Linked DNA regions of Mus musculus: all the other regions are linked to region 3. Evidence: chromatin loops called from intact Hi-C (ENCODE). Cell type or tissue: heart. All regions are shown on one strand. Each heading gives the region's core, and the rest is flanking DNA. Links, peaks and the distances in the headings are about the cores only.

Region 1 (10,618 bases), core at 1,739-9,738, 53 kb before region 3:
TATGGTTTTAGTGGTGTTTTTACTTAGTTGTATTAGAAATACTTTTTGTTAATCTTTTATTCTCCTTCCTGGAGTCATCTGAATTATAATTTTTATTAAACATTTGTAGTTTTGAGATTGTAATAGAATTACACCATTTCTTCCTTCCCTCCCTACAAATATTCCCATTACCCACCCCTTGCTCTCTTTCAAATTTATGGTCTCTTTTTCCTCGATTGATATCTATATGTCTATATCTCTAGCTATATATAGCACGACATTGCTAAAAGCATAAATAGAACCTGCTCCGTATATACCATGTAACTTGTACATATGTGATTTCAGGGCTGACCATTTGGTGTTGAATAACTGATTCATGTGCCCTTCCTAGGGAAGACTGTTTCTCCTGCTCTCAGCAGTCCTTCATTGCATGCAGTTTCTTTGTCTAAGGCTGAGGCCTTCTGACCTCTTCCCTTTCCACATTAGCATGCCTAGTGGTATCCTGCTTGGTCAGGCTATGTTGAGGCAGCCATGCTGGTCAGGTTTCGGGGGTGTCCCTTCTGATATTTCTAGGAGGCACAATCTCGCAACAAATTCCCTGATCCTCTGGCTCTTTCAATCTTTCCCTCTTCCAGAAAATGATTCCTGAGCCTTAGTTTGCAGGAGTTGTGTCATAGTTGGGACTGGGATCCACAAATCTGCATTTGGATCAGCTGTGGTCTTCCGTAATGGTGTCTCTCCATCCTAAAGAGACATGTCCTTGCTGAGGGGGTAGCTACACTTACCTGTGGGTACAAGGACATAGAGTTAGAATGCAGTTAGGGGTTGTGCGACGTTAGTAAAGTGGCCGTTGTAGGTTCTCTTCCAAGAGCCATGACTTCACTAACCCTGAGTAAGTAGTTAGGTTTCTACTGCCTGGCGTGACTTCCCTCCTGTTAAGCAGATCTTCCGTGTAATCAGAGATTACGGACCTAATACGGACCAAGCACTCCTCTAGATTCTAAATGTAAAATTGTGAAAACGAGAACTCTACACCCACAATATCCACTCTGAGAGCATTGACTGTGTTCCTCACAATCTGATCATGGGATTATTTACATAAAAATACAGACTGGGCTACTCTTACTCCCCTTGCATTTATTTTCCTGTCCTTGGGGGCTCTGTCTGTGGGCTGTACTTTGGACATAATAATTAGGCGGCAGTCTTCAGTTTCTCAAGCAGAACGTAGGCGATCAAGATGTGGGGAGAGCAGAGACTTCTCTTCAGAGTCTGTCACATCATTTCATTTTGAGCTCTCTATTTCACACTTCCATCATGTGAAGTCCCACAGCGTCCTTTTCTTTTCTAATTAAATACTGTAATGCAGCCAAGGATTTTCGTTTACTTAGGTATTTCTTAACGTGCTCAAGCGCTCTTAATACGCCACACTTAGGGCATGTAAGGAGCTTATTCTAAAGTCGAAGGGACAGTGTCATTTTAAAAGAGCTATAGCTTAGAAATTAGAGCGCTGAGCATGCTGGCTGCTTTTTATTGCTTCCATCTGTTGAACGATAATGAAAAGAAGAAATTAAGAACAAATCTAGGCTGTGACCATAGATGGTTTAGCTACAGTGTGTGCAAAAACAAACAAAACCCCAAACAACACCACAATAACAAAATGGTGATTCAGTAGAGATATTTATTTAGTTGTGGAGTATTTGATGGCTTTGATGTCTCTTTGCTGAGTTCTTTGCATTGCGCATGAGTTACTTGCTCCTGTACACTTTTTAGTACCTTTAGGGTAAATCAGCAAGAAAAAACAGTCCTATCTTTGAAATTTGAGTGGCCCTCTATTCATGGAGGTCACAGTTTCAGGTTAATCAGTAGTCATTCCTTCCCTCCCTCAGGACTTACCTCATGCCACCTTGATATCTCAGGGACTGAACAGGACAGATTAACAGTTCTGCCACCCGAGAGCTTGAAATCTACAACTCGATTTTGAGATCGGTTCTAACTTTATAGGACACAGTGGTCTCAAGCTTGAGGTGATCCTACCTCAACATCCTGAGTGCTGGAGTTACAGACATGGACCTGCACGTGAGGTTGGCACTTCATATTTTTATGGGCACCTAATATGCATCACTCCTGTAGACTGTGAATATTAAGTAGGGAAGACCAAAACTCTGTACTCAGAATATGCACTCTACAGCACATAATCCCAGTTGACGACACTGGGATGATTTACTTAAAAATACTGTTTGGATTATTCTTTCTCCCCTTCCCCATGAAAGTCATGATTCTGTTAGTAGAATGAGATAGAGAAGGTTAAGGGACATTGGAGGTGATGGGACCAGTTGCTGGTTTTGAAGGTCACTTATTGGTAGTCTTTGCAAATGTGACATCTGACCAGAAGAAAGGAGGGAAGGAGAAAAGGTGTTTGAGGAACACGAATAGAACGTGCAGAGCCCTGGAATGATAGAGCGTCTGACCTCTGAGCTGTGCAAGGAGTGTCTATCTTGGAGGTAACTGTGGCAGGAGAATAGTGAGCAAGGGACAGAGAGGCAGGTGAGCTCAGAGAAGTGAAGAGGCAGGACCCCTGGGCCAGTTAAGAGCTTTGTATGCTGAGTGAAGAGACAGAACAATGGACAGTTTCGACAAAGGAGGAGTGGGTGATGTTCTTAGCTGGTGGTGCTGAGATCACCGACTCCTGTGCTGAGAATAGATTGTGGTGAGTCAAGGGGAAGGAGGAGGAGACCCCCGTGGGAAGACTGCAGGGGGTGGTAAGTGAGGATGGTCAGGGTGGGGGCTATCAAAAGTGGCGAGGGACAGTTGTCAGGACGGGGCTGTCAGAGCTGGTGAGGGACAGCTGCAGCCTGAGTGTGTTATGACTTCTCTGATCCAGGATATGCAAGATGGAGTAAGAAGAGTATGTTATGTTTACAGGTATGTGGACGATTGCTTTGGAGAAAGGGATAAAAGCCAGGAATTTAGTTTTGTGCATGTTAACTCAATACATCCGAGATGGACATTTATAGCTAAGCAATGAGTTCTAAGAGTGTGAGCCTACGGAGGGCCTACAAGTGTTATTTGGAAGCCACTGGCATCAGAAAGGTTTCTTACTTACTTTCCTCATTGCTCCAGATAAAGTATTTGAGTAAAGCACCTCCCAGAAAGCTTCACTCTGCTTAGTTTGCGTTCACAGTCCATCATGACAGTGGTGTGGAGCTTGAGACAGCTACTCACAAAGAGTCAGGAAACAGAGGCTCATGGATGTCACTGCTCAGCTTGCTTCTGTTCTCTCTTTCTTTAAAAAATTTTTGAGCTGGTCATAGTGGCGCACGCCTTTAATCCCAGCACTCGGGAGGCAGAGGCAGGCGGATTTCTGAGTTCGAGGCCAGCCTGGTCTACAAAGTGAGTTGCAGGACAGCCAGAGCTACACAGAGAAACCCTGTCTCGAAACAAACAAACAAACAAACAAACAAGAAAAACCAAAAAACAATTTTCTATCTGTGAGTGACTGTGTGTGTCTGCTCATACATGTGCATGTGCAAATGCTTATGGAGACCGTATGAGGGCATTGGATCGTCTGGAGCTGAAGTTGTAGGTGGTTGTGAGCTGTCTGATGTGGGTGCTGGGAATCAAACTGTTTTTCTGCAAGAGCAGCAAGTGCTTGTGAGCACTCTTCCATCTCTCCCGCTCCTGTTTGTTACCTCCCTTTCATCCTTGGACATCCGTTCACGGGATGATGCTGTTCATAGGGTGGGTCCACACTTCCTCTAGTCCTCTCTGGAATCACCGTCACAGATACACTCAGACGCGTATGACCTGGGTGGTAACAAATCCAGTCCAATTGATACTGAGCAGGAAAGCACCAATGAGACCAGATGAGGTCACAGAGGCAGTGTGATTGGACGTGGAAAAGAAGGTGTGTTCCAAAGGAGAGAGGAACCCAAGGACCCAAAACAGAAACAGGTGAACACAGAATTCGGGAAATGGGCATAAATCTTAAAATAACGGTCAGTGTTCAAAAATCAAAAGGTGCAATTGAGAATTTTACCAGAGTGTTTGAAACTGTAAAATACAAATGGCATCGTCACAGCCAGAAATGGACGCAATAAAAATAAACTCCTGAAAGGACGGTTGGGAAGATAAGCCACTCGAGAAGAGAATTACTTAGGCTGGAAGTTCAGTCATTCACTTCTTTTTTTTTCTGAAGTGCAGAACAGAGCTGAAGATCTTTGTCCATCCATCCATCCATCCATCCATCCATCCATCCATCCACCCACCCACCCAACCACCCATCTCCTCATCCGTTGCTCAGATAAGCTAGGAGGACTTGACATTCATGTGGGAGCCCAAAGGAAAAGAAAGAGAGAAGTAAAACAGAGCAATATTTGAAGAGATAGTGGCTTTATCGTATATGTGTATGAGTATGGCTGTCTCTGTCTGTCTGTCTGTCTGTCTGTCTGTCTGTCTGTCTCTGTGTTGAGCACTTTTGTGGAAAGGGGAAGAAATGACGTTTTGAGGGAAGAAATAGCTTTTGAGATCTGTGGGCAGACAAGCTACCGTGTAGCTACTGGAGGACCCCTGCACTCTGTAGGAAAAGAGCAGCAGCCTTGTCCAATGGAGTGGTGGGGACAGTTAGTGGCTTCTCCTCCTTCACAGGCTTTAGCTTGGTCGCCTGCTTGATGTCTTCATTGCCTTTATAAGCATGCTGTCAAGGTTAATATGGCCTTCCATAGGTAACATTAGCTGGCGTCTGGTGGCGAGGGTGATGGTGATGTTCTGCTTAAATGGCCTGGCATCTCTATTTAGCTCTGCCTTGTGTAATGAATGAGGAAGTTAGACCTACTAGTAAGAATATGATTTCTTAGAAGGGCATTATTGCTAGAGCCTCAGTGTGTAACTCAAGCTGGCCTATGGAGCTCACTGTCTAGTCCATGCTGGCCTCAAATTTGTGGCAGTTCTTCTGCCTCTGCCTTTCCAGTTCTGAGATGATAGGCACGTGCTTGGGTCCAGGGAGAGTGCTAATCCATGCTGTGCTTCTCACCTTTGCTGATTTGTTTAGTTGCTATTAGCATCTGGAAGAAAAATTTCTCTCCGATACTTTCTTTAGTCATCCTTCTCCCTGCTCCCCCATCTCACCCACCCCGGGAGACCTATTAAACATGGAGACAGTGATGTGGTGCTTACTAGAGATGCACTAGATAGAGATGTCTCTAGTGCAGGGTTTAGCTATAGAGCGAGTGTTAAGAGAGCTACCTTGGGAGACAGGCTGTAGGAGGTGTGAATCACATTTTCAACAATTGGATATGGAATTTGGGGCAAATTATTTAGCCTCCGTTGCCCTTGCTGGTGAAGTGTGGGATGGGATATTAGTACCTATATTACAGTTTTGTTAGGTGTGTTCATGCTTCCATTGTTGTAACAGAATGCCCGAGGGAAACAACTTCAAGAGGGATTTATTTAGGCTTTAGCCCGCAGCTACTTAGCTGTGTTGGTTCTAGTTCTTGTCCATAACAGAGAACATCATGGCAAGCAGCGTGTGTTAGAGCAAAGATACCACCCTGTGGTGGCTTGGAGTCGGGGAAGGGGAAGAAGAAAGAAAGGAAGGGGTTAGGTAAGCATTCAAAGGCATGCATCTAGTGATCAGTTTTCTCCATCTAGGCCTAATAATCCACTCAGATGTGAGCTTACCAATTGATTAATACACTGATAAAGTTAGTGACCTAATGCTTCATTCACCTCTCCATGGAGCCACCAGCTGTGGACCAAGTTTTCAATATTTGAGGCTTTTAGAGGAAACTTTCCTTCCTTCCTTCCTTCCTTCCTTCCTTCCTTCCTTCCTTCCTTTCTCCGTCCCTCCTTCCCTCCCTCCCTCCCTCCCTCCTATATATACATACATACATACATACATATACATATATATATGTATATATGAACATACAAACATATATATGTGTTGACCACTCTAAACTGCTGATCCACTTCTTAAGCCCTTGGGCGGGTAAATAGGAACCTTTCATATCTGAGCCATACAAACTACTGGGACTGGAGACTAGGCTCGGTGTTAAGAGCACTTCTTGCTCTTGCAGGGGACCCCTTTTGTATTCCCAGCATTCACATGTCTACTCTCAGTTATTTGTAATTCCAGTCCTAGAGGATCTGACACCCTCTCCTTACCCCTGTAGGCATCAGGCAAATATGTATCACATATTCATGCATGCAGGCGAAACGCTCACATGCATAAAATAAATAAAATCCTTTGAAATGTTTAAAAGAAATAAGGAAATCAACACATGTTCCTAACATAGCATCTTACACAAAGAAAATATTCCATAAAGTTTCTTCCTGCTCTCTCTGGTAGAAGGGGAATTTGTATGTTGTGTGATAGATTTTTAGATTCTTATTAGGAATTTAATTACTAGTGCTGGGCTTCTCCTGCTTGAAATTCTCTTTTAATGTGTCTAGGGTCAGGTCTCTAGACTGTGAGCAGCATGCCAGTTCTAGTTTATCATCAAGGTTACAGTGGCCTGAGAAGTTGATTAACTAATGCTTATGCGTCTCTCAGTGGAGTTGCCAGCTGTGACCTAAGTCTTCAGTCCACGAGACTTTTAGAGGAAAAAAGAAAAAAGAAAAAAAGAAAGAAAGAAAGAGGTGTGTAGTTTGTGTATCTGTGTTGAGCTATATACAAGTGTGTGTTGTACCCATGGTGACCAGAAGGGGCATCAGCTCATCTGCTGGCCTGCCCTCCTGAATCCTTGTGCTTGTCTTAAAGTTGGCAAGAGTGTTTACAAATGTCCTTTTGATGGAGCCTTTTAAAGTTGACCATACTTTTATCGTGGGTGTTGTTGAAGAGTGCGTGTGTGTGTGTGTGTGTGTGTGTGTGTGTGTGTGTGATGGTGCTGATGTTTACACAGCTCTGGCCAACTTGGGAGGTGGGGTTCATCTTTTTTTTTTTTTTAAATGTCATATCTGATCATCTATATGTTGCTGTAGGTTTCTCTCTTATGGAAACTCCAGTGTGGGAGAAATTGCACAAATCACACCAAATGAATTGTGTGGTATGCCAAAACCAAGATGGAATATTCATTCCTGCACATTTGATTTTCGTGTGACTTAAAATGTATAGCCTTTGGGACCGTTGTTATCACGTTGGCTGCAGCATTGCAAGGAAAGCTAATTTAGTAGAGAAATTGGCTGGAGTGTCTCATCTAATAGAAATAAACACGAAACCACTTTAGTGTCTCTCCTTTTCAAGGGCTGCTGTTTTTCCATAAAATTTACAAGCCCACAGATTGATGCAGAAGTCCCTATAACTCATGTGGCTGTGACTTTATCATTTTAAATAGTATTCTCCCCCCCCCAACCCCCGTAAATTAACAGCACTGAGAAATGTGAGGCCCTTTGCAAACTACAGCATGCAAATGGAATTTCAGAATAAAGTTTTGACATAGCCGGTAAAGGGGCCAGATGAGTAAACAGACATTTATAATGAAATGCACCAAAAGCTAGAGTTAAGAATAAGCATTGGGGGTGTGTACGGACACTCAGAGTGGGACAGTTCACCCAGCTTGTGGGAAAGAGACTGTGTGTAGGCTGAGAGCATGCAGCAGGCATGTGTATACCCACATGTCAGGCAACAGAGTTAGAGGGCAAAGGCCAGCAACTTGTTTTGTGCTGTGAGTATATTCTGGGGTTGTGAAAAAAATGAGGACGAGGGAGGTTTTCAGCCTATCTTTTTTCTGGTTATGTTGTATTTAGAACACCCATTTCACTCTGAAAAAAAAAAAAAGAGCTAGTTTGGAAGTGGGAAGACACGATACGAAGGTTAGGGGATGATGTAAGAGGTACAGACCTTTGTCTCATTCCTCGTTCTCCATTCAGATTTCATTTCTAGCTCACGACTCCATTGGGAAAAGACAGTAGTCTCTCCATAGCAGTGGCCTATGCTTTTTCTTCCCTTTGATTCAACCTAGTGCATATTGAAAATGCTTGAAAAACCTCACGTCTGTACAGAATAGCCTCTGTTCTTCCCCTCGTCAATCCCTAAATAATCCAGCATAAACACTGCTTATCCTGTTCCTAGTGTTAATAAACACTGTGCTGTAGTCAGTGTTACAAGAAATCAAGAGTTGAGTTTGGAGAATGGTTTTTGGCACAGCTGGTCAAAGGGCCTGGTGAGTGATGCTTGTAATGAGGTGTAACAGAAACGAGGGTAAGAATCTACGTTGGGCTATTGGGCATGTATACATCCAGAGAGTGAGCTGGAGGGTGGTGTATGTTCTATGCAAACACCACATTGATTTATAAGGGACTTCTGTCTCAGCACACTCACTCTCTCTGTGGAGGATTCCCCCACAGACCCAGGACTATAATGGATTCTACTAAATATGCCAGCATCTGGCTCCATAAGGGGATCACTTTTTTTTAAATTATTATTATTTTCATTTCTCATGAGATCCAGTCTAATATGAGCTGGGTGACAATTTTTGATTATCCCATTTCTGTCCACCCATGTTCTCTCCTTGTCCCCATCCTTTGTGACCTGTACGAGATCCCAAATGCTTCAAGGGAGCAGTGTCTAAAGTGACCGACTCCCTGACTCCCCCGTGCAAGTTCTGAGCTGTGACTTAACTCGCTCTTCCTTTCTTGTTGCTCAGTTCCTACCTCACTGCTGACCACCACCAGTGGCTTCATTGATCTCTTCACTCCATGCCTCAGTTTCTGGAATGGGCCCCACCACTAAGTGAATAGCCAAGAAGAATTGATTTTTTTTTTGTTTGTTTCTTTTTCTCTTTTCTTATTTGGTTCTCCAGTAAGTGACAGTTGTGCTTCCTATTGGTGCTCTCAAAATGTAATTCCTTTACATTTATTCATCCCAGATTAAACACTTTGAGGACCAGCTCCACCCTTTGTCAACAGTGAGATAAGTTCGTAAGAGAATTTCATCCCAATTGGTGATTTGCTTTTCCCCCTCATGCTTAGGATATTGGACTGCATATTTTGTTGAATTCTGTTTGCCAGATATTAAGGGAAATCTTCCCCTTGAATGTCAAGGAAGAAGCCACCCAATGTGATCAGTGAATTGACCCAGGGCTCTGCACCACAAGCCAGACCACAGGTTGGAATCAAGGTTTGTGATTTAAGGAATTGCAAAGGAGGAATTAGAATTATAAACTTTACATCTGGCACTACATTCTTTACTTGGGCAAGAATATCCATGGTCAGGAAACTTAAATGTAGTAGTTAACTCCGGCATTTAGTGGCATCTTGTACAGATTTTATTTCCCTCTGAGCAAGTCTTACTTGGAACCTCTTTGAACGTTTCTTCCTCTGCTTAATTACCAGCTTATGCGTTTGATTCTCCTTGCTTGAAGCACATACACAAGCTGTTTGTAACCCCATCTCCCAGGTTATCTCCCTGCTTTTTTGGAAAGGGCTAAGAACATGGCTTTTCTCCCTGGGTTGGTAACTTAAGTACATGGCAATATCAACCTTCACTGTCAACTTGATGGGCTATGGAATCACTTAACACACACACACACCTCTGGGTTGGTCTGTGTGGAAGTTTCTAGTGAGGCGTACCTGACGTGAGAAGCCTTCCTGAGAATGTGGGTCTGTAAGAGGGACACGGAGTACACAGCCATGTAAGGAAGGGCTGGAGGGGTGGAGGAGTGATGCCATGCTAGAAATGGGTTCTAGGATGAAAGGACATTGGCACCAAAGTGAAATTTCTCTACTGTTGTGGGAAATTAAAAAAAAAAAAAAAAAAAAAAAAAGCAAGTTCCTGTGCTACACCCAGCTAGTCTCAGCCCCAGCACTCTCACTGGCCAGTTCTTATCTTATGGAGACTCTGACTCAGAGCTCCAAAACCTCTCCACCCAGCTTACTAAGTTCCCACTGGCGGGTCACTACCATGCCAGCCCCATGCTTCAAATCCCCCACAGGCTTTGTGGTGCACATCTGGCAAACCCATGCTTTGCCGCAGCCATACCTTTCTCTCTGGGACCCAGTTGAACTGCCTCGTGAAGGAAAACACCACACAAACTTAGTTCAGAAGCAATGGTAATTCAGTCACGGGGCGCAACAACTATAATCCAAATCTTGTAAGCCATATTAAATCTAAAACCTCTGGTGATGAATTCTGGCGGATCTGCCATAGGTACCAGGAGACACTAGTAGCTACATCTTGTCCTCTCGAGCTCTCTCCTGCTTCCTCTCTTCCTCCATCCAACCCTAAAGTCACGCCTACTCGCTCAGTGATTGGTCCCTTTATTCATTCAGGGAAGGATCACAAGAAGTCACCTGAGTATGTGACTAGTTCCTTGGTCCAGACATCCCCTCCTGGGAAAGAGGAATTAACATCAAAATACAGGCGTCACCAGGGCCATCCACAACACTCCACAAATTCAGGGTCTAGTTCTGTGTTAAAGATGGACACTAACAGCACTGGTCCCAAGGTGTTATGACATCTAAATGCCAATTCATGCCAAACACTTGGCACGGTGCATGGTGCCGGGTAAACACTAAAATGTTTACTACACGGTTTTTATAATTTTGTAAGGGGACCCAAAGGACATCAGATTTGCTGTGTGAGGAAAACTGTCAAATGCAGTTTGGCCTTTGAATTTTTATTTCTTTTTATGTGTGTGAGCAT
Region 2 (10,618 bases), core at 1,097-9,096, 120 kb before region 3:
CAATGGAAATCCTATTTAAGACAGAAAGTATTTGACTCTGAAAGCAAACCACTACACTAAACAAAAAGGAGTGACTACATTTTTTTTCCTTGTCTTCTATTACCTCAACAAGCAGAGAGTCCTGGACAATTTTTTTTTTTTTGAAGAGTGATAATAAAAGCGCATTTTCATGCTGAAAGTATAACCAAAAATCCCAGATGTGACAACTCATCTTGGAAAGACCAGTACAAAAGGTGGGGATCTTCTGTGGGAAGTAGGTCACCATGTTGGCTCTTGTTTGAACAGAATCCCTCTGGGGACGCTGTCTGTGGCTTGTTTCTGCATTAGCTCAGTTTTCCCAGTTGTTTTTAGCTCATGCATATTCCTGTCCAGCTGCTAAGCTGCCTCAAGGTGGCTGATCTCCAGGAGAGTAGAACAAGATCCAGGGAGCCCCAATTGCAGTTAAGTCACTTTTATCTGAGTCCCATGGAGGCATGCAATTTGTTCCTACAACATCTCTTTGATTTTTCAAATGAGGGTCATCTGTGACAGTCCCTCAGCCTTCAAATATGCAAGGTTTATTCACTTGGGGCAGTTCTATAACAATGCAGAGTCCCACACCATTGGGTGGGTACCAGCATTTTTGCTTTTCTGGTGATCTTTTGGCACACATGCAATAGATCAGATTGCAGACAATTGGTTCATCAAAGGTGTGCTTTTATTCGCTAACAGAACTGGAGTTTCCACCCTTTTCACCTTGTAGGTGAGAGACCCTGATACCTGCAATACATGTTACCCTTTCTCCCAGGCCTTTCCTACCAAGATTTAAAAAAATTTCTACTCACCTTCTGGAACTTTGTACTGCAATCCTTCCTTCCTTAGATCCTAGACACAAAAGAGAAGAGGAAGGTCCCATCCCTACCTGTGCTGTGTGTATATTGTGTATAGTGTGTGTATGTGGTGTGTGTGTGTGTGTGTGTGTGTGTGTGTGTGTATACACTTGCCTTCTGGTCAATGCTACTCTCTTAATACTGCATTTCTTCACCCTGATGGAAGAAGCAAAGCCCAGCATTAACAGCTCATATAAAACTAACCCAGAAAAAGTAGATAATCCATCACCTTTCATAGGACAAGCTGATATTTAACAGTTGCAGTGCATTAAATAGTTAGGAACATATTAACTGTGATTTTGCAAAAAAAGGTTCATTCTGAGTTTATGATGATCTCATTTTACAGAAAGAAGACCTGATTTCTATTTTATTGAGCCCTAAACCTGATGCCTGGAAGAAAGGCCACAGCATTTGGAGTCGATGACGCGGGCGATGCCTTGGTATTAGAACATCATTCATCTGCCAGTCAGAGTTGACATTCTCACCTGGCCCTACCCACAGAGCAGAGCCAGGGAGAGACCACATAGCTCCAGAGGCCATGGCTCCATCACTTAGGAGCACGCCACAGAAATCGGATGCAAGTGCACAAAGGACATATGTGTGGTGGGTAGGGTGCTAAGCCCTTGGGAGTAGCAGAGCCAGGTGCTTCGACCATCTTTTGTGGATGCCATGGTTCCTCATATGAGGATGCCCTACTATCTACCAGGTGTCATGACTGTGTCTTTAATTTCCTCCTGCAGTGTGTGTGTGTGTGTGTGTGTGTGTGTGTGTGCTTTCCCTCTCCTCAGGCCCCAAAGTATCAAACACTGGAGACATTTTTGAAACATTCTTTTGGAGATAGTCATAGAGGAAGGAACTTATATTTCAATAAGATAGGAAGGAATTTATATTTCAATAAGATAGGAAGGAATTTATATTTCAATAAGATAGGAAGGAATTTATATTTCAATAAGATAGGAAAATTGCAGGACTTAGACATGTAAACTGACCTGGGTCCAGCAGTTTATCCATATCCAAGGATTTGCCTCTGTGCCTGATTGGGGTAATTTCGGGGAACCATTTTGACCTTCTGACCCTCTTCTATTGATAGTCGTGTGGTGTTGAGTTTGTCCGGTTCTTATCTGGAAACTCAGCTTAAACTATAGTCGTCATCCTTCTCAGACACACGTGGTCAAGTGTGATGATAGAGTGTGCTTTATTGAAGAGGGTGAATCCCACTTAGTAACTCACAACTGTCTTGGTTATTTTTGGACAAATTCAATAAAAATTTCAGGCTGCATTGTTTATAAACAAAGGCATTAAATCACAAACTGGCTTTTTTTTTTTTTTTGCATCTGTGTGCATATATGTGTACCACAATTTGCAATGTAAAATGTATTTATTTGGGATCAGTGTTTGTAATTTTAACAAATAGTATTTAGTACTTGACTTAGAAAAGGACAGGTTTAGAACATGAATACTGTTTAGTTTTGAATCTTGGCTCTAACACTTGCTAGCTGTGTTAACATTAGGTTTCAGTATTTCACAGATGTAATACAAGACCAAAAAAAAAATGTCACTACCTTATTGGATCAACACAAGGATTGAGTATATAATAGCTTTTGCACAGTGCTTAAAATGTTGCCTGGCACATAGTGTCATATAAATGTTTGTGAGTTAAAAAAAAAATGTGACCAAAGGGAAATTTTTTTTTTGCATAATGAACCAAGGCGACAATATTCCTTTTCCGTGGTTATTTATAGTCTAGTAGTCACATATGTGTATCCTTGATTAAAAAACTGTTCTGAGAGGCAGACTTCAGAGTACCAACCACAGAGCCACTGCTCACTTGCTGTGTGACCTTTGACCAGCTCTTTGGCCTGTGTCTTCATCCCTAAAGTATTTCATTCGGTTTCTGCCAGGACTCTGAGGCCTTTAGCGCAGGAGAGCCCTGGCTCTAGGAACTGCCATTTTTTTAGCTGTTAGGATTCAAACCATGTCCTTGTTGCACCCTTCCCGAACTGAGAAGGCAATCCCTCCTCTTCTTTGATGTGAATGGCTTGCTTAAATCTTTATTTCAGTTCCCCTGTGCTGAATCAACCACATAGGGGCTCAGATAAAGGCCAGTACTCTAAGGAGGGAAGTCATTGTGAAGCCCAGGGGGTGGATTCAGGCCGCCCCACTGTGCGCTCTTCAGCCTCTACATTGCCACTTAGCTAAGTCTCCTGAATGTCCTTTTACCTCAGCAGGTCTTCCCTTCCCTTTGGATCATTCTGAAGTGTCACAATGCAACTCTGACAGCTATCCACAGCCAGAGGGTCACATCCTACAGCTTCCCTCTTCAGAGGCAGTCGGAAAGTATTCAGGACAAAGCCGCCTGTCCAGACTAGATGAGCACCCCCCCCCCCGCCCCCATTATCACTTGTAAATACTAAGGTAGCATAAAAGGGCTCATTAGCCAACGGGGCTTTCAACTCCAGTCCTTTTCTCAAGGACCCTTGGCAGACCTGTTCTGACAGAGAGAAATGTAAAATTCTGGAGGACTCCTCGGCTTGAAGATCTGCAATGGCTTCGGTGTAATTCTTCCCCTCTTCTCCCACGGCACATTGTAGCACTTACCAGAGCTTTTAAACATGAATAATGAGGCGGTATTATGCAATATCAATCTCTCCCCCGACCACAAGCTCCTCAAGGGCAGGAGACCTGCCGTATTCATCTTTGTATCCCCTGCAACCAACTGGCACACATCTCAATCAACGTCTGTGGAATGGAAGCTGGCTGAATTTATACCTCGGGTCACGGTGTGGAGCTCAGACGGGTCTGGAGCTGAAGGCAAGTAGGACTCATTTATTTCTCGCTGCCTAACTCCGCACTGGCTTCCCAGCAGATCCAAGACACCACAAAGGTTAAGGTGATTATTCTGTTGGTGCTTTGGTGGAAGCTCTTTCTCCTTGTTCTTATAGGAAAGGAAAAATGAGGCCCCAGGTCGGCCGCGTTGTGCCTATGCAGGGCTAGAGAAAGCCAGTTAGGAATGTCCCTTAGCCCAGCGGCAGAACCGCAAAGAGCTGCTAAGACCGTTCTGATAAAGCCTGGTCCTAAACACAGAGCATCAGCTGTTTCCTTCCTTTGTCACAAGCGCGTGTCTTTGACTTAACTTTAGTTTCTAAGCAGAAATACAGAAAAATCATCTTTGGAGACCTTGGCTTGTGTCCAAGCCGGGAACTCTGCTGACACTTTATTTTGCTCTATCTAGTCTTATTGCCAGACAACATCGGTGTTGACGCTTCCCTTTACAATTTGAGGAAACTGAGGCCCAAGAGGTTTATCCAGAAAGAGGCTTGGAGATGGGCTGCGTTTGGATCCCCTCTCTCCACCCACCACGGACTTCGCTCTCTGCACACGGGTGGGAGCGTGAGTTTGCGCGTGACTGGCCGCGCGCTTCCGTTTTCACGCGAATCCTCCCGCCTAATTTCCCCGATTTCACTTTTTGGAGACTAAAAGTCCGGTTCTCCAAGGTCTCGCCTCACTCAGCCATCTCCCACCCACGTCCCAAGGACAGACGGCCACTCCCCCACCCATTTCTGAGTCCCAGACCGAGTTAAGTCCGCGGACTCCGCGTCGGCCCTGTGGATCCCCGCGCCGTGGGGCTGCCCCGCGCACCCAGAGCTCCCGCGGGATCGGGTGGCCCGCTCCTGGCCCCACCTCCCCTACCTGACGCCCGCGCGGCCAGCGGCTCCGCAGCCTCCGCCCACCAGCGCGCCTGCGCTGCCATTGGCTCCGCGGGCTGCCCGTCTCCTCCGCTCCGTCCCGGAGGCAGGTTTAGCGGGAGAAGCCGCAGTCCCGGCGGCTCGGGCGCAGCGCGGAGCGCCGATCGCGGTGGGCATGGCCCCGCGCGCGGGAGTCCATGTCAGCAGCCGAGCCACGGCGGCAGTGAACTTGGCGACGCGCTCCTGTGGTCCAACCTCTGTCATGTAGTCGCCGGCGGCGCTCCCCGCAGCCCGGGAGCCGCAGCGCGATCCAGACACAGCAGAGCAGCCGGGGCTTCTTCGGGAGGCGCCGAGCGCACCGCCACCCCTCGGACGGCACTTTGGGCCGAAAAGGGACATGGGGGAGAAAGTTTCCGAGGCGCCTGAGCCCGTGCCCCGGGGCTGCAGCGGACACGGCGCCCGGACCCTAGTCTCTTCGGCGGCAGCCGTGTCCTCGGAGGGCGCTTCCTCAGCGGAGTCATCCTCTGGCTCGGAAACTCTGTCGGAGGAAGGGGAGCCCAGCCGCTTCTCCTGCAGGTCGCAGCCGCCGCGGCCGCCGGGCGGCGCCCTGGGAACCCGGCTACCCGCCGCGTGGGCTCCCGCGCGCGTGGCTCTGGAGCGTGGAGTCCCTACCCTGCCGCTGCCGCACCCGGGAGGAGCGGTGCTGCCGGTGCCCCAGGTCAGCAGCGCATCCCAAGAGGAGCAGGATGAAGAGGTGGGCTCAGTCTGTCCCATCCCACACCCTCCAGGTCCCGGCTGTAGGGGCCCTTTAGGTCCCTTTGCGTGCGCGCTGGTGTCTTGGAGAGGGGAGGGAACTAAAGGTGCTCTGCTACAGCCTGGGATAGTGACTGTCAGGAGACTCTGTGGGTCCTTGACTTCTAGTGGTTGTCCTCGCGCGCTTGTCTACATGGGCTACCCGACCGTGTGCTTTGGAAGTGTCACTGAGCCGATCGATCCCTTCATGTCTGTATCTGCTTGGGTCCTTAGCTATTGAATGTGATCTGAAAGCTTGGCTTGTCCCCACAACTCATATCCAGATTCTTAGACGTGGGAATCGCTAATCACTGCGGTCTTGGATGGAGCGGGAGACCTGGAGCGTTTGACGCTGGTGGGAGTGGTGACTGTGGAGTTGCTTCTTGGGGTGTCAGAGACCAGAATACGCTGGAGTCGCCCGTGGGTGGTTTTGGTGGTCGCTTCACCTTTCATCCTGGGGAAGAGGAAGATTCCCCATGCTAAGCCTATCGCGCCGGCTCCTATTTGGACTCAGTGTCCAGAGGAGCGCTGTCACCAATCTGGATAGGATGTGTCTTGTTCAGAGGACTTTGTCTAGCCTCATTTCTTCGAAGGCTGTGCATCCAAAAATTATCGGTCTCTTCCTGACACACCGAGTTTTGTAATCCACTAGGTTGCTATCTCTGGTTTTCTTCTCACCCCCGCCCCCCTCCGCCCCTTTCCCCTCTTACTTTGGAAGACAGGAAAGGAAGATTCTCCAAGTCTTTAAGATTGTTTGCTTTGGACATCTCTTGTGGGAGAAATCATCTTGATCAGACAGGACCATAAATAAAACATGACCCTAGCGTAGTCTTCCGTGTGAAATTAATTCCGCCGTGCCAGACTGGTATTTCCCCGGTCTCTGCTGGGATTAGCAGTAGGAAACAATTGCCTTTGTCCTTAGAAGAAGTAAACAGAGCCCGGGGTCCTGGCTTTAGCCCCCTGGGCATCTAGCCTGGAAGTAGAGGCCGGATCTTGCAGAGGCAAGTTCTAGCCAAGCAAAGATGGAAGGAGCCTTGGCTGGTGGTTGGCCAAATCTCTGGCCATGATCCTTTTCTGGATGCTGTGGGAGTTCAGGGATCTCGGCAGGTGCCTGGAACTCTGCTTTCTAGAACTCTTTGGCTCCTGAGTTGTGAGACCTGGATGCATTTCCTTCCTTAGAAGTTCACTTCTGTAGTTAAAAGTGGAGAGTTTCAAGGTTAAGTTCATTCCAACACGAGTGCTGTTTCTGGCCTGGAATTTTGGGTAGCTCTAAGTTCCAGATTGAGTTAAGTCATAGTCCAGGAGTTTGCTGAACATCACACTCACCCTAGGAGCTGGCAGAGAGTAGTGCTGTCTCCTGGGTACATCTCCTTTTGATGTAGCATGTTGGCTCTGGGTAACTGGCTGTCCTAGTCTAACGATTCTGTATAGCTAACATGGCATTCACAAGGTCTTGAAGATGTGGGGGATGGGGGTGGGTAAGTTCTCATTCTTGGTCCTGATTGTATAGCTGACTTATCACCTCACCCCAGAGTGACAGTGTCTTACTTTCTCTGAAGTGGATATAATGATATCTTATTTTCCAGGCAAGGCAGTGAAGGTTGGTTGATTGAAACTTACTCTGTGCTTCCGAGTTGAGTGGCCAAGTGGTTTGGGTCATTGTTTTTGAAAGTTCAGATTTGGATGCCAACAGACAGGGCTGAAATTTGTGGCACGAATTAGCCTACCAGGGGATGATGGGGCACAGTCTTGACTGGCCCGGGAAATTTTGAGGCAAAACCCGAAGAAAGTCATGTGACTCCCTGACCCCAGCAGCAGAAAGGGTTAAAACTTAAAACTTGATGAGGGGGTGTAAAAGCTCCTGGACACACCCTGGTACTGATGTGGCACACTGCATGGAATTGTGGGATTGTGATTTTTGTGGAATTTCGGCTTTGAGGAATTAACAAAAACTCTTGCCCTTTTCCGTAGGAAAAGCACACACTAAATTACTGTGCCAGAAGGTTCAGGAATGACAGACTGAAAAACACCCCCGTTCATGGAAATACCTGGGGTTGACTTCTGGTTCTGTCACATTGATCATGTGTGCTTACAGGCCATTTGACTTCTGTCAGCCTCAGTTTTCTCACTTCCTAAATGGGAGTAATAGCAATAGCACTAGAGACATTCTGTATACACCTGTACACATCATCTGATTTAGTCTCAGCATAGCAGCTGATATTGTGCACCAAGTATCAGCGAACATTAACTTTTATGTTTATTGCTTATAAAATATGGTGAAATCGAACTTCAAATTTGGGTTGACTTGTTATTTCATTAATGTGTAACTCACACACTGTCTACTTCGAGAGAATCCGAGCTCTTATTCCCGTTCTTAAAAGATTTATTATTTTTAAATAATGTGTATGCTTGTGCACACGAGAGCAAGTGCTGTTGGGAGTCCAGAGAGGGCACGGGAACCCCTGGAGCTGGAGTTACAAGGAGCTGTAAGCCACCTGATGTGCATGCTAGGCACTGAACTCTGGCCCTCTGCAGGAGCAGTAGTTGCTCTTAACTGCTAAGGCGTTTGTTTCTCTTGCCCTCAGCTTACTCCCCCTTTCCTGAAATAAGTTGGGATTCTTTCTCTTCATCTTAGGACAAGTTGTGACAAATCACCTGGTGACAAATCACCTGGTGATCGTTTTTAGTTATACTGTAGCAAGGGCCCAGACTATAAAACATTAAAAAGCTTAAGAGCAACTCACAGTGTGACAAGACATTCATTTCTATTTTAAAATTGCTGTGTAGCTTGGGAGATTAATTTTTTCCCCAAAGAATTTTTAAAAATATCAACTCACTGTATTTGTTTTTCAAATGCAAGGAAATTCTGGTTCTAGCGTATTACTCCAGTGCTATTTTTGTTTGATAACTTTGTTAAAGTTGTTTTGAAGGTCACAGTGTTTATCTGTCTCATAGTCTGTCTCACACGTAAACATAAAGTCTTATACACTTCAGTCAGACCTGTGGACCTTGGTGTTCTAAAAATGAAAATGTTGAATGTTGTCATTGAGAGAGTTCTAAAATTTTAATTTGCCTTTATTATCCTATGGTGTGGGGATAAAATCTACAGTCTTACATGCACTGGGCAAGCATTTATCACTGAGCTACAGACCAAATGGTTTTGTACTTAAAACCATGAGATTCAGCACTGATGGGTGACTTTGTTTTGTTTAAGGCAAAGAAATAAGCAAGCAAAGAAACCCACCCCAGTATTTGCCTTGTGTCTTGGCTGCCAGTCTGTAGATGTGGGGTTCTCTATGTTGAGGGATGGCACACTGAATTTCTGATGAACATCGTAATTTGGAGGACTTACCTCCCTGACGTTTATGCAATTTGCCCTTTCACCTAGTCACCTGAGTCCATCAGGAAAACATAGATATTTACGATATGATTCATAACAGTAGCAAAATTACAGTTGTGAAGTAACAATGAAAATGACTATGGTTGGGGGCACCACAGCATAAGAAACTGTATTGAGAGGTCGAAGGACTAGGCAGGTGAGAACCAAAGCTCTAAGGGCGTCTCTTTCTCACAGTACCTTATGATCCCAGTGGGGTCACCATTTGGTAGCTGGTGGTGGATAAGTTCAGACAGCAGGAATTTTAACCTTGGGATGCCTAGCACCCACTTCTAGTAAATGAATGGGAACTTAGTAAACAGATGGTCAACGAATTCGCAAAGCAATGTGAATTCTGAAAACTAGTCTCTGAAACTACTGATGTGTTTGATTGAGGGTGACTGTGTGCCCATTTGTTTTGTCTGTTGTGAAATAGGATGCATAAGTCTCTTGACCCCTATGCTATTAAAACAAATAGGCAAACAAAAACCTTGTGGCTGAGAAAAGAGGTATTATGACGTGTGTGTGTGTGTGTGTGTGTGTGTGTGTACAATTAACAAAGTCAAACCAGGGACACTTGATAATTCACTGTGAGTATTAGAATCAGAAACTTCCAGAGACACTGTAAACTCAGAATGGCCCGAAGGAACTCTGTAGCTAAAGAGCTTGCCAACTTACTGCATGTTAGCTGGTTGTATTCTGCTATACCAAGGGACTTATGCTATTGACAAAAATTGAGAAATAGTGTCCCTTATTAACTATAAGCACACTTAGGGGGTGTCTCTAAAGTGTTTTATTAAATGCTGTCTGATTGGAAGGGGTGCCTCTAACATCTTTGAGGGTATTTGTGTTTTGGGGTTCCCCACATAACAGTAATATAATGGATGGGTTTCTGGTTTTTATTGCTTATGAGAATAAACAGCAAAAGGAAACCATGATCTCAGCCATGTTTTTTCATAGACTTTATATTTTATTAATCACAGAAGCTACATAATTTGAAAAGGGAAGTGCATGAATCTTGGCATATTTATTATTTAGTCTACTTTTTGACTCAATACTTCAGTGTGCGCCACGAGATTAAAGCAGCAGTCAGCCTAGCAATATCTATATAGTCCAGCTCTGGGGCGTCGTCATCCTGGACAGAGATGGGTTCAACATCATGCAGCTGCTCATGTACCGAGGGAGCTAGACGTAAACACACGGTGATTATTAATTAACTGGAGACAAAGGTGGCGACCGAGGCACAGGCTGTGAAGGGGTTATGTGATCAAATCCTGGAATTCCGTGCGTGTGGGAGCTGAGGCTGGGAAAGGATGCTTGTGCTGAAGCTGAGCAGGAGTTAGGTGGAGGAGAAGACAGGGAAGAGCAGGGGAGAGGGTGGCCACCAAAGGCAGCGGAGTGGCATGGAGGGAGGAAGCGAGAGCAGGGAGCAGGTGTCTGAAAGAGCAGGTAGTAGTGCAGGCCTCTGAGAACTTCATGCTAGGGCGCGGGGAACCATTTGGAGTGCCTGAAGCAAGGAAGTCTGACCCGATGAGAATTGTATTCGCAGGAAGCCAGGCACCTCAAAGCCTGTGTGCTGAGAGCTGTGGGTATAGTCAGTTCACACGTTCCTATGTTGGAACTGATAATCCAAACAAGCATGGATGAGATGGGGAAGGGAAGAGAGAGAAGTTAGTTCAGGGACTCCAGGTAAATACATATGAAAGCTGTACTCCAGGACATGGTAAGTATTTACACCTCGCTAATATTTTAGAGCAGCTGAGCGTCTACCCATTTACTGAGACTTAATGGATACAGGGCTGCGTGTGAGTCTACGTTCATGATCGCGTGCGCTTGCCTGGAAAGGGCAGGTGCTCATTTCTTTCACCCCTTCAGAGCAGCAGTGAGAGTTTCCC
Region 3 (10,618 bases), core at 1,507-9,506:
CTTAAAATAACCTCCTAAGGAAGGCACTCCTGTGGCTCCATCTTGTCGATAAAACACTTGAAGTGCAAACCTGGTTCAGTGGAGGATCCAGCATCCATACTCAGATAAAGTCAGTTCCTTAATCCCTATGTTAGACTGCCTCTTTAGCTACATAGCCACCTCAGCTAGTCTTCACTGAGATCTCCTGTCCATTCTCTGTTTCTGTCTCCTCTTTATCTACCCCTTTCCCTTCCTCCTTTCTCCCCCTCCTGCTCTCTTGTGTTTTCTTTCCCCATTCTGTCTTTCCCTTCCTCTTCTCCTCACCCTCTTCACGTCACTAGTGTCTTGATCTCTCTGACTCAGCTTCCTGAATATTAGTGCTACAGGTACCATGAGGAAGCATCTACTCTTATGCAACTCCTGAATGGAGAAGGGGCACTCTTAAGTAAGCCTAATATGTGCAAATCATATTTGTTTGTCCTTGGTGCCTAGGTGACTCTATGAGCACCTTGTCCCTGCCTGCACATGACATTGGGTGGGTGGTTGGAAGTAATCCACCAGCTTTTTCCTCCACTTGAGAACATGAGAACAGAGTTTCCTGGCTTTAAAAATTCCAGAATCAAGAAGAATATTGTGTTGGTAGACTAAGATAGCAGGAAAGAAGTCTGAGTGTGTACTAGCATCTGGCTCAGGCCTCGGGCCACCCTACAACATGGCTCATAGATCCAGTCATCTTTCTCCCTTGTTCTGTGTGTCACCTCGGCCTGTACTTGTCTTCCAGATGGCATTCATTTTGTTCTGCTGCCAAGCCCCACTGGAAGTGAAATCTCCATATTTTCAAAAATCTAAAATCTAAAGACGATGAAAGGGAACTTCTCGATCAGCCTTCTTGTTCCCCTTTGCCTCTTCCCCTAAGTCTCGTCCTGGACCACGCACACTTCACCTCCTGCACGCTTGCTCCTGGTTTGCACACTTGCTTCAGTTCAGGTCACTAGAGAGTCATTGCTTGGTGGTTGGAGTTCTACCTATGTCTGCTGGGCGTGTTCTGTATTCTGCTCCAGTACAGGACTGACTCCTCCTCCACCTTCATTTTCTCCACTGTTTTTGTGAATCCATGTCTTTTATCTAGACTCGGGCCTCTGGCATCCTGGTCCCTGAAGTCAACAAATGTGATTGTGTGTCACCTGGATTGGGTGTACAATGACTTTTCAAGTAGTACTGGGCCCCTGGAGAGTGCTGCTGTAGAACACCTTTGAGTCCTGTAACTTCTCTGTGCACTTTTAAAAAAAATATTTTCTGAGCATTTCATGAATTTGTACAATGTGTTTCATTATATCTGTTTACCCTACCCTCAACTCTTCCTGTACACCCACAACATGTTCCTTTCTCATCCTCATTCCCTTTTAAATAAAAATCAAAATAATTTCATTTTAAGGAATTTGAAAATAGAAAATGTTGTACAGTGAGAATAGTAAAGCCACTCAGGCCAGCACATGGCCAGACCCAGAGCTGTAAATCTTAGTAAACAGTGAGAAGACTCACGCCAAAGCACTGGTGCTTAATCAGAGTTTATGCAGTTATCCACCCTTTAAAAACCCAAGTCCAGTAGTACTGCTCCTGCAGTATGGGTCCACACAACCTCCCAGGAGCCTAACTCTTGAATATAGATAACTCTTCCCTCCCCCAGGAGCCATCAGCTTCTCATAGTTCCTTAGGGAGGACAGGGGTCTCATGTGCCCATCTCCCGTCCATGTACATTATTTCTTAACAAAGGTCTGCTTAGCAATAAAAACTTAAGTATTACATATATATCATTTTACCTTGCCCAGATCAAATCCAACCTCTCTCTCTGTCTCTGTCTCTGTCTCTCTGTCTCTGTCTCTGTCTCTCTCTCTCTCTCTCTATGTGTGTGTGTGTGTGTGTGTGTGTGTGTGTGATGTAGTGTAGAGTTGTAGGAGTCCCACGTCTGCTCCACTATAGGGCATGGCCTCTTGGGGAGCCAGGATGTGGGAAGTTTTGGCCACACTTCCCCCAAGCTATCACTGGGCATGTGCTGGGCTCTAGGGAAGCCCTGGGATACTGCTCAAGGGGTGGGAAGCACAGACTGAGGCATGGGACAGATAGAGCTGGCTTGAGGGTCCCGGGGCCTGTGACAAGGCGGGGGGGGGGGGGGGGGCTGTCTGGTTCTCAGGCTCTGGGACATCCAGGCACCACTGGAAGCTGCAGAAGAGCTGAGAATGGAGTGAGGGCCCACAGGCTGGATCTAGCCTGGGGCCAGGGGAGAAGGGGAACACTGGTCCCGAGGGGAGAGTCCTTGGCTTGATGGCTGGCGGTGGGCTTGAGCTTGGCTTGGTGGCGGCTGTGGCTGGGAGCACAGAGAGGCTCCTTCTTCGGGAGATTAGACAGCAGCTCTATAGGTGAAGGCCTTCTCCATGGTTCCCCACAGCAGATCACAATGAAAAGAGGCAGTCCATGGTTTTAAGGCATTTATTGTCATGATAGAAAGTGGCTGAGTAAAACCATAGCCCACTTCTCAGGGTGAGCCTGAGGTTAAATACCTTTTGCAGGGAGGTGTGTCTGGGAAGGAAAGCTGATTGGCTAAGCCCTCCAGGCCTTTTAGATACCTCATTAAAATAGAGATCTGTCCTGAGCCTACATGACCATAGGTCACATCCTCTACATATGGAGGGGCTTGGGACATTGCCTTTACATAACTGAAACCCACAAATCCATGGCGGGGGGGGGGGGGCTGTGGCTAGTGACAGAGGCCTGGTGCCCAGGAACAGGCAAAACTCTTGCTGTCCCTTCAGGGTCTCTAGGGTTTCTAGCCTTAGCTCAACCGGGAACCAAGCTACCTTTCAAGATCCAACTTCATAGTGGATTGAACCTATGGCCTTCCAAATTCTAAGAAACAATCTACCTTAGACCTGTAGTCTGGAGCTCTCAACCATCCCTCCATCACCCTCTCTTTTTATTGACATTATGTGAGCGGACCTCCCTAAGTTGCACTGTAGTCCAGACAGGCCTTGAACCTTAAAGCTTTTGGTTCCAGTCTCCTGAGTATGTGGGATTACAGACCTGTGCTGTGCAGATTGCCACTCTAAGTTAACCCTTTTTTCCTGGCGGAAGGGCACCAGATACAAGGACAATCGGAATACCCTTGCAATGTTGAGAAATTAATTATATATATTAATTAATATATTAACACGGAAGTTAATCTTTTTGCAAATCAAATTCTTTTAAAAATAAAGTTGAGGGTGACTCTGAAAAGTTTGTCAGCAAGTGCAAATGATAATGTAAGTTTTTACTTAATCACTGTAATTTGAGGGGCAGAAATGTAAGGACCACAAAGAATTAAATACTAGTGATACAATACTTTGATGCCTGTGAAGTTTATTTTTATGAGTAAGATATTTTAATATTAAAAGGGGGAGGATAAGATTACTGTGGGAAAATTTCTTATTCTATCATAAAAAAAAAACACTCATTCATGGATATTTGGACCAATTAGAGAAAAGATAACATCCTTATTTAGCACATTGAGAAAACATGCATTGCCACTTTAATTATTACAAGGTCTGTTAAGTTGCGTTGTACTAAGAGTTGTAGTGATACCTAAATTCACATGAAATTTTCAACACTTAAAACCATTTGATCATAGGAAATAAAAATGTTAATTTTTCTAACTTTTGTTGCAGAGAAATAAGATAACATGATCAATAAAGACCTCAAAGCATAAAACGATTGCATCAGGGTAAAATTCTCTGGAGGAAAAGGGATGAAAATAGACATTTGAGAGGGAAGGAAACTGGAACTACATACAGGAGGGAGGGAAGGAAAAGGTCGTTCATGTATTTTTAAATATGCTTCTTAGGTATGAAATCACTGATATTCAAGTAACAATGGGTGTTTAAAAGCTTGAGTAAAGGCAGTTTCATTCTAAAATGTCAGCATTTACAAGATGACAGAAACCGGATTCTACGCCACTATTTACAGCCAATATAAACAGTATTGGCTATTAGATGGGAGCTTCCTTAGGGCATAGCTGTTAGTATAATTCTTTGTTTGAGTGTGAGTCACCCTTCCACAGACCAGTCTTCAGGACCTGCTCACACCATATCTCTTTTGGGCCATCACCTTGTTGTCACTAATCAGTACGGGAAGGCAGCATAATCAGGACTGATGCTACCTTTGTGGGTTGTATCATTCTCGTATCTTTTGGGGCAATTCAAAACAAGCCAGCTCTCAGTTGGTCAACTATCAGTTGGTTCTTAGTATAGTAAATGGATGTCACAACTGAAGAAGACATTGTCCCGCCTACAGGACACATCCTGGTATGAGCACGACTAAGTCTGAAGAAAGCAGAGGTTTCCAGAATTCATTAGGCCCTCGAAGAGGGGGGAGGAGCTTGAAATTTGAAGCATTAGGCTGGACTAGGAGATATAGCCAGGTACTCTAAGAGTCTTCTGTGTGCCTGGATTTGGAAGCCAGTGAGAAAGAATTCACTTCTGTACAAATGTCTGGCATGCTGACTCAGAGAAAGCTGTTTCCTGCAGATTCGAAGGATGTAGGGGGTGGGGTGCTGGTCGTGCGAATGTTTCTTTAAATGGTTTTCTTACCTAGGCTAAGGACAAAAGTGAATACTTTAATATCTCATAGAAGCAGTAGATGCTCACAGCTCCCAGAAACAACGGCTCCTTTGGCTGCTTTTAGTTTTGAATCTTTTTCTAGGGCATTGTGGGTGAGTAGCAGATCCCATGGATTAATTTTGACACGTGATTACACCCACTGCAGCCCCAGCCGTACAGTCTCTTGGGATTCCAAAGCATAGAGTTCAATTTCCCAAGTTGGAAAACAGCCTTCAGAAACAAATTTCTCTCTTCACTCCGAGTGACTGTGCGTTGATCTCCCTGGGGAGGTTGGGTAGCATTTAATAGATCTCCCGAGTGTTCCAGTCTGATGTGTCCCCCTGCCTGGGCCTCAGTTTAGTACTGTGGAGAGTGATCCTAATCTCCCTCATTTCGTGTTTATAAAACCTTCCTAGATGGCTCTCTCTTCCTGCTAGGATTTGAATCATCCTTTGGCGGCCGTCCCTGTTGAACAGGGTGCTGCTAAGTGCCTGAGGGGAGCCAAGAGGCCATGAGACTGTGTGTGTAGGCTTGGTTCCCACCACCTCCCCACAGCTGTTCGCCCTCCTCTGTCCCTGAGCTCTTACTGGGACATACGGGACGACATTTCAGCTGGAACGGTGTTTTGTTGCTCTTGGCCATTGTACACATCCGGTATGGCTTTGAAAAGCCCTTCCAGAGACTCTCTCAGAATCTGTGGGTTTAAGTGGTGTGGCACGACACACACAGACTAAAACCAGCCAACCTGGTGAGGAAGCTGTAGGAAAAAAGGGAGCCCAGTTGGAGGGACCAGTATCTAAATACACTCTCTGAAGAGTGTATTTAAGTTTTCATTATTACCTTCCTGGGTTACATACATAGTTTTCAAGGTCACTACCAATGTCCTTAAACCAGGTTCTGTTCTCTGACACATCTCCTGAATTTTATTGGTTGATTACTCTTCCTCCTCAGTTTTTTGGTTTTTTTTTTAAAACAAAGTCTTACTATGTTGTCCAGCCCGGCCTTAACATTGGGATCCCCCTTACCCATTCTCAGTATGGTGGCGTGACAGACATGTGCTACCATGTCTGGCCTCTTAGCCTTTTTTAGTTAAGGCTGTTTTCGTAGTTGGTGAGCCTGAGGCTCCATTAAGACCTGTTTAGGGTGCACAGTACATACCACAGCAGGAGTGTGGCTGGCTTAGTGTGAAGAAGGGGATCTGCCATTGCTGCTCGCTCTGGTGGAGTTATATGACATTATTATGGCTGCCCTGTCTTCTAGCAAGTGCCTTTCCAAGGAATGACCTAAGGGCTTGACACACTGCCTTAAAGCTGCCAATCAGAATGTAACTTAGGGGAGAAAGAGGTCATTTAACTTAGAATTCCGTATACAGTCCATCAGAGGAGGGAGGGAAGTCAGTGACAGGAGCTGAAGAAACTTAAGTACATCCATAATCTAGAGCCGAAGAAATGAGTACATTCATGCTTGCTTGCTCTGTCTGTCTGGACTTTTCTACTCTTAAATAGTTCGAGCCTCTGCCTGGTACTGGTGCCGCCCACAATGGGCGGAATATTCCCATATCAGCTAATTGAATTAAGATAACTGTCTACAGTCTTCCTCAAGGCCAACCTAATGTAGATAATTCCCCATTGAGACTGTTTTCCAACTGATTGAGGTTGTATCAGTTGGCAAAGCTCACTGTCCAAAGCAATAATGACAGCTTCCTTTTTCAAATGGCTCTCTGCGGGATGCCATTTCCCTCATGTGATTTGGTGAATGTTTTAGGATATTTTATTTCTACTTAAACATGTGATCAATTGTCATTTCTTGTGTCCTTTTTTTTTTCAAATTGAGATATTATAATTATCCTGAGCTTTATAAAGTGAAATGACAAACTCCTTGGTTTCTCTATACCTTAAAAATTAATATATTTCTTGTTCAGGAATTTCATATATGCATATAATGTTTTAATCAAATCTGCCCTCACTCCCTGTCCTCCAAAGTCTATCATTACCCCCTCTCACCCACTCCCAATTTCATGAGCATTTAAAAACCTGCTGAGTTCACTTAGTGCTGCCAAGTATGTGTGGACTAGGGGTACCTACTGGAATGTGGACAGCCTATCAGGAGCCACAGCCCTAAGGAAACCTGACTCCTCCCATATGTTAAAATGACATGCTAATTCTAGCATCATTTCAAGATGGCAGGTTTTGTTTAGACAGTCATATTATTGGATGTAACATGTGCAGCTTCCCTGTCCTAGATTGAAGGTCACTGTCAGCACTTTGTTTACTCTTAACATTGTAGTTACTTAAATGGTCAGAGCGTACTGAATCCTATTTGATAATTGGTTTTCTCATAACTCATCTCTCTCCTCCAAGGTTTCATAACTTTTCTTTTGCAACATTGTACGTCTTTCTTTGTACATGTTTAGGTCTCCTTTGTTTCTTTGACTATATTCATTTTCTTATTTCTGACATTGTGAAATTTCTGTTTTTCTCTTTAATGAGCTTTGCAAGAGATTTGTGTAGTTTATTGATCTTCTCCAGGAACAGCTGTTCTCCTCTTTATATTCTAATCCTTAAATGTCTTTTATCTTTTTAATGATTCTTTGGCTTTTCTTAAGTTTGTTTGGTGGTGGTTCTGTTTTATTTTTTTTAGTCTGTTAACTTTTTAGGAACTCACCACATAGGCAGGGCTGGCTGGTCAGCAAACCCCAGGGGCTTCCCCCTCTTTCCATCTTCCTAGCATTGGGGTTAGAAGCTTACTCCACTTTGACTTACAGCTTCTGATGATCACACTGAGACCTGCATGCTTGTGCAGTGAATGGCTGACCCATCTTCTCGCTTCCCCTTACTTTCTCCTTTCCATTTTTATTAACATTTATCAGTTGTGCAAACTACTGGACCGTGTCATGACGTTTCGTACATGTATATATAATATACTTTGACCATCTGTAATCCTCCATTATCAATTTATGCCCCCTTTCTCCTTCCTCCACCTTCAAAGCCTTATTATTACATTGCCTTTTTCTTTATTTATAACTGTCACATGTGTGCATACATATATAAATGTAACCCGCTAAGCCCATTTAGTATTCCTTCTATGTATGTAGTTTTAGGGCTGAATAGTTGGTATTAGATAGCTAAATATGGGTCTCATCTCTGGGGAAGATCATCTCCCTCTCTCCACAGTCATTAATTTCATATAGCTCTTCATCTGGGAGTGGAGTCTTGTGAGATTCCCTGCATTTGCATGAGCATCTCAGATGGTGTTGCCATTGTCCAGGTCTTGTTGAGGCAGCCATATTGTTGATATTCCATGACAGCAGCTTCCCTGTACTGTACAGAAGGCACTATTTCACAGCAGATGCTGTGACCTTCTAGCTCTTAGAATCTCTCTGCCCATTCTTCTGTGAAGGTCCCCAACACTTGGCTGTAGGGGTTGTGTTGTAGATGTAGCCACTGGGGTTGAACACTCCAAAAGGCAATTATTTTGCATTTTTACTAGATTTGGTTTTCTGCTGGGGTCCCTATCAGCTGCAAAAAGGAACTGCTTGGGTGAGAGGTGAGGGGTGAGGGGTGAGGGGTGAGGGGTGAGGGGTATGCTCATCTAGTGCTTGTGACCCTTTAATACAGTCCCTCATGTTGTGGTGACCCCCCAGCCATACAATTAATTTCATTGTTACTTCATAACAGTAATTTTGCTGTTATGAACCATAATGAAGGGCATAAGGTAATGTATTTAGAATACAGTTGGGAATTCCACTGGTTCAAGAAAGGGTCAGTTGTAGACATTCCTCTGTGTTCCATTGTTTCATCTTTTTCTCTCTTTGAGCTTGAAGCATTTCTCTTTCCCTGTACTCTTGGCTGATGAAACTGACACGGAGGCCCATGAGGTATGGTCAGAAGAGGCCTCTGAGGAATTGGCCCACCTCCTCTTCCACTGCTACATCTTTTTCTCTCCCTGCTTGCTGCCCCAGGTAACTCCTTACACTTCTGTCTAGGTTCACGCCCTTTTTGTGTGTCCTCTTTTGCTTTTGCTTGTCTGGTCAAAATGCAATCCCATTTTCCTCTTCTGATCATATGTCTTCATCTTCTAGAATCTTCCATGCTCCCACTCTCCCACAGATAACCACAATTTCATTGCAGTTGAATTCCTCTGAGGACTTATTTTCACTCATCATCTCAAATCTTTCAGCTCCTAGATCAGCTGTTCCCAGTGTGTGAGTTGTAACCCTTTCTCCAGGTCAAATGACCCTTTTACACTAGATATCCTGCATATCAAATATTTACATAATGACTCATATCAGTAGCAAAATTGCATTTATGAAGAAACAATGAAAATAATTTTATGGTTGGGGTCATGGCACTAGAAAAGTTGAGAACCACTGCTCTAGATTGTCCCAAGTTAAGCTTTACGGCTTGTCTCATCTTTCTCCATAGACACTATGTTATCAAACATATGACTTTCCTCTAGTGGCCACTGAGCTCTGAAAAACAATAGTTTCCCAGACATGGTTTTATGTGATACAGTTAGTATTGGGCCTTTTGTCTGGTGTGGCTCTCCCTCAGTCTCGGGAAATCTCAAACTCCTGTCTCACTGTGGGCTTTCTCCCACTATCCTCTGCTGGTTTCTCATCTCCTCCCTGATCTCTAAATGCCGAGGAGGCCAGGTGTATATAGTCTTGTTTCTCTCCACCCAATCCCTTGTGACCTCATCTAGTAAACCGGTCAAACCTATTTGCTCCCGGCCTTCAAGTGTGCATCTTTAGCCTTGACCTGTCTAAGACTCCAGACAGCTGTATGTAACTGTTGACTCAGTGATTTTGCCTGAATGCCTCAGAGGCACCTCCATCTCTGGGTGTCCTGAACTGAACCTCCTGGTGCTATTCCCCTGGTTTCCTCTTTTCCAGTGGCGGCTGCTTCTTTTGTCCAGATTCTCAGACAATGTTGAAATAATCTCTGGCTATTCTTTTATATTTCATATCCAAGCCATTGCACAATTTTCTTGTTTCTTTACCCTCAAATACAGCCAGATCTTGGTGACTTATTATATTCTCCGCTGCTACCATTATGGCTTAAATCATAACTCCCTTTTAGGGAGAGTATAGGGTGAGCAGCTCAGCCAACATTCTCGGCCCTGTATACTAGTTAAAATTCTACAGAGGAACAGAACCCACAATTACGAAGAGTTTTTATTGGACTAACGTACATGCTGCAGGCTGGGAAGTCCAACAACGACTGCCTTCAAGCTATCGAGGCAGAACACCTGGTAATTTCTCAGGTTAAGAAGCTGGCTGCCTCAGATAGTGGGATATCATCTGAGTCCAAGATTGAACCTTCTCCCTAAACCTTCTCTCGACAAAAGAAAACTTCCTGGAGAGTCAGAGGCGTGAGACTGCACTGAGAGATAGAAGGATGTAGAATCTGGTGTCTGTAGATGACGGCCACAGCAGCAGATGCTCTCTCTCTCAGGGAGAACGGAGCTTGCACGGGCTGGCTGGCTTTCCTTCCTCTCCTGCACTCTTATTCCATTGAGGCTTCAGCCTATTGTACAATGCTGCCATATTCAGTGTGAGCCTCTTCTCATTTGTTCTCCCATATGTTAATTCTCCCTGAAAATGCCCTCTTAGAAACACCCAGAAGTATGCTTTAGTAATCCCCTAATTGTCTCTCAGTCCAGTAAAAGCTCACAGTCAAGACCGGATGTCTGATGCCTTTGGATTTTTCACATCTTGGAAAAACAGTAAGATATTTGCAGAAAGAAGCACATTGACTTATGAGATTCATAGAACCTGCAGGCAATGTTAAACAGTATTCTTAGTGTCCTTGGGGTTGATTGTGAACTGTCACAGAAGGCCAAAGCTGGCATTTTCGGCTTGTACCATGTCAATGCTTAAAACGATGAGGGCTTTGCAGCATTTTGGATTAGGGTTTTCCTAATGAATCATCCTGTACTGTTGTAGTCTCTCCCCAGTTCCATTGCTCTCCCTCCTTGTCCCCATGGTGGTCTGTACTAAACAGAGCCAC

Evidence for each region. Hi-C counts contacts between places; a loop is a spot of excess contacts. Peaks named below come from ENCODE experiments on the same cell type or tissue, not always from the same donor. Only the 100,000 strongest peaks of a DNase experiment are listed, where the experiment ranks them.
Region 1: a loop joins it to region 3, with 2.0 times the contacts of the local background. A loop is called at or near these places in 3 of 42 quality-filtered maps.
Region 2: it touches region 3 in a loop (3-fold over the local background); 8 of 42 quality-filtered maps call a loop at or near these places.

What each region holds. Positions count from the first base shown.
Region 1 is chr13:103,259,829-103,270,446 of GRCm38, reverse strand. All of the region lies in intron 1 of Mast4 (microtubule associated serine/threonine kinase family member 4), which reads left to right. Among named protein-coding and RNA genes, the nearest start is that of Mast4, 69 kb to the left of the region's middle. In heart, for the core only: a CTCF peak has its summit at 6,668; no DNase peak of the experiment used is centred there.
Region 2 is chr13:103,328,527-103,339,144 of GRCm38, reverse strand. It overlaps Mast4 (microtubule associated serine/threonine kinase family member 4), which reads left to right and starts at 4,653. Exons shown (of 29, transcript NM_175171.3): 1 at 4,653-5,309. The coding sequence starts at 4,953. In heart, for the core only: a CTCF peak has its summit at 5,155; DNase peaks (open chromatin) are centred at 4,614 and 5,244; H3K4me3 peaks cover 2,783 bases; H3K27ac peaks cover 1,669 bases; H3K27me3 peaks cover 2,785 bases.
Region 3 is chr13:103,206,156-103,216,773 of GRCm38, reverse strand. All of the region lies in intron 1 of Mast4 (microtubule associated serine/threonine kinase family member 4), which reads left to right. Among named protein-coding and RNA genes, the nearest start is that of Gm30050, 110 kb to the right of the region's middle. In heart, for the core only: no CTCF peak of the experiment used is centred there; a DNase peak (open chromatin) is centred at 5,133; H3K27ac peaks cover 774 bases.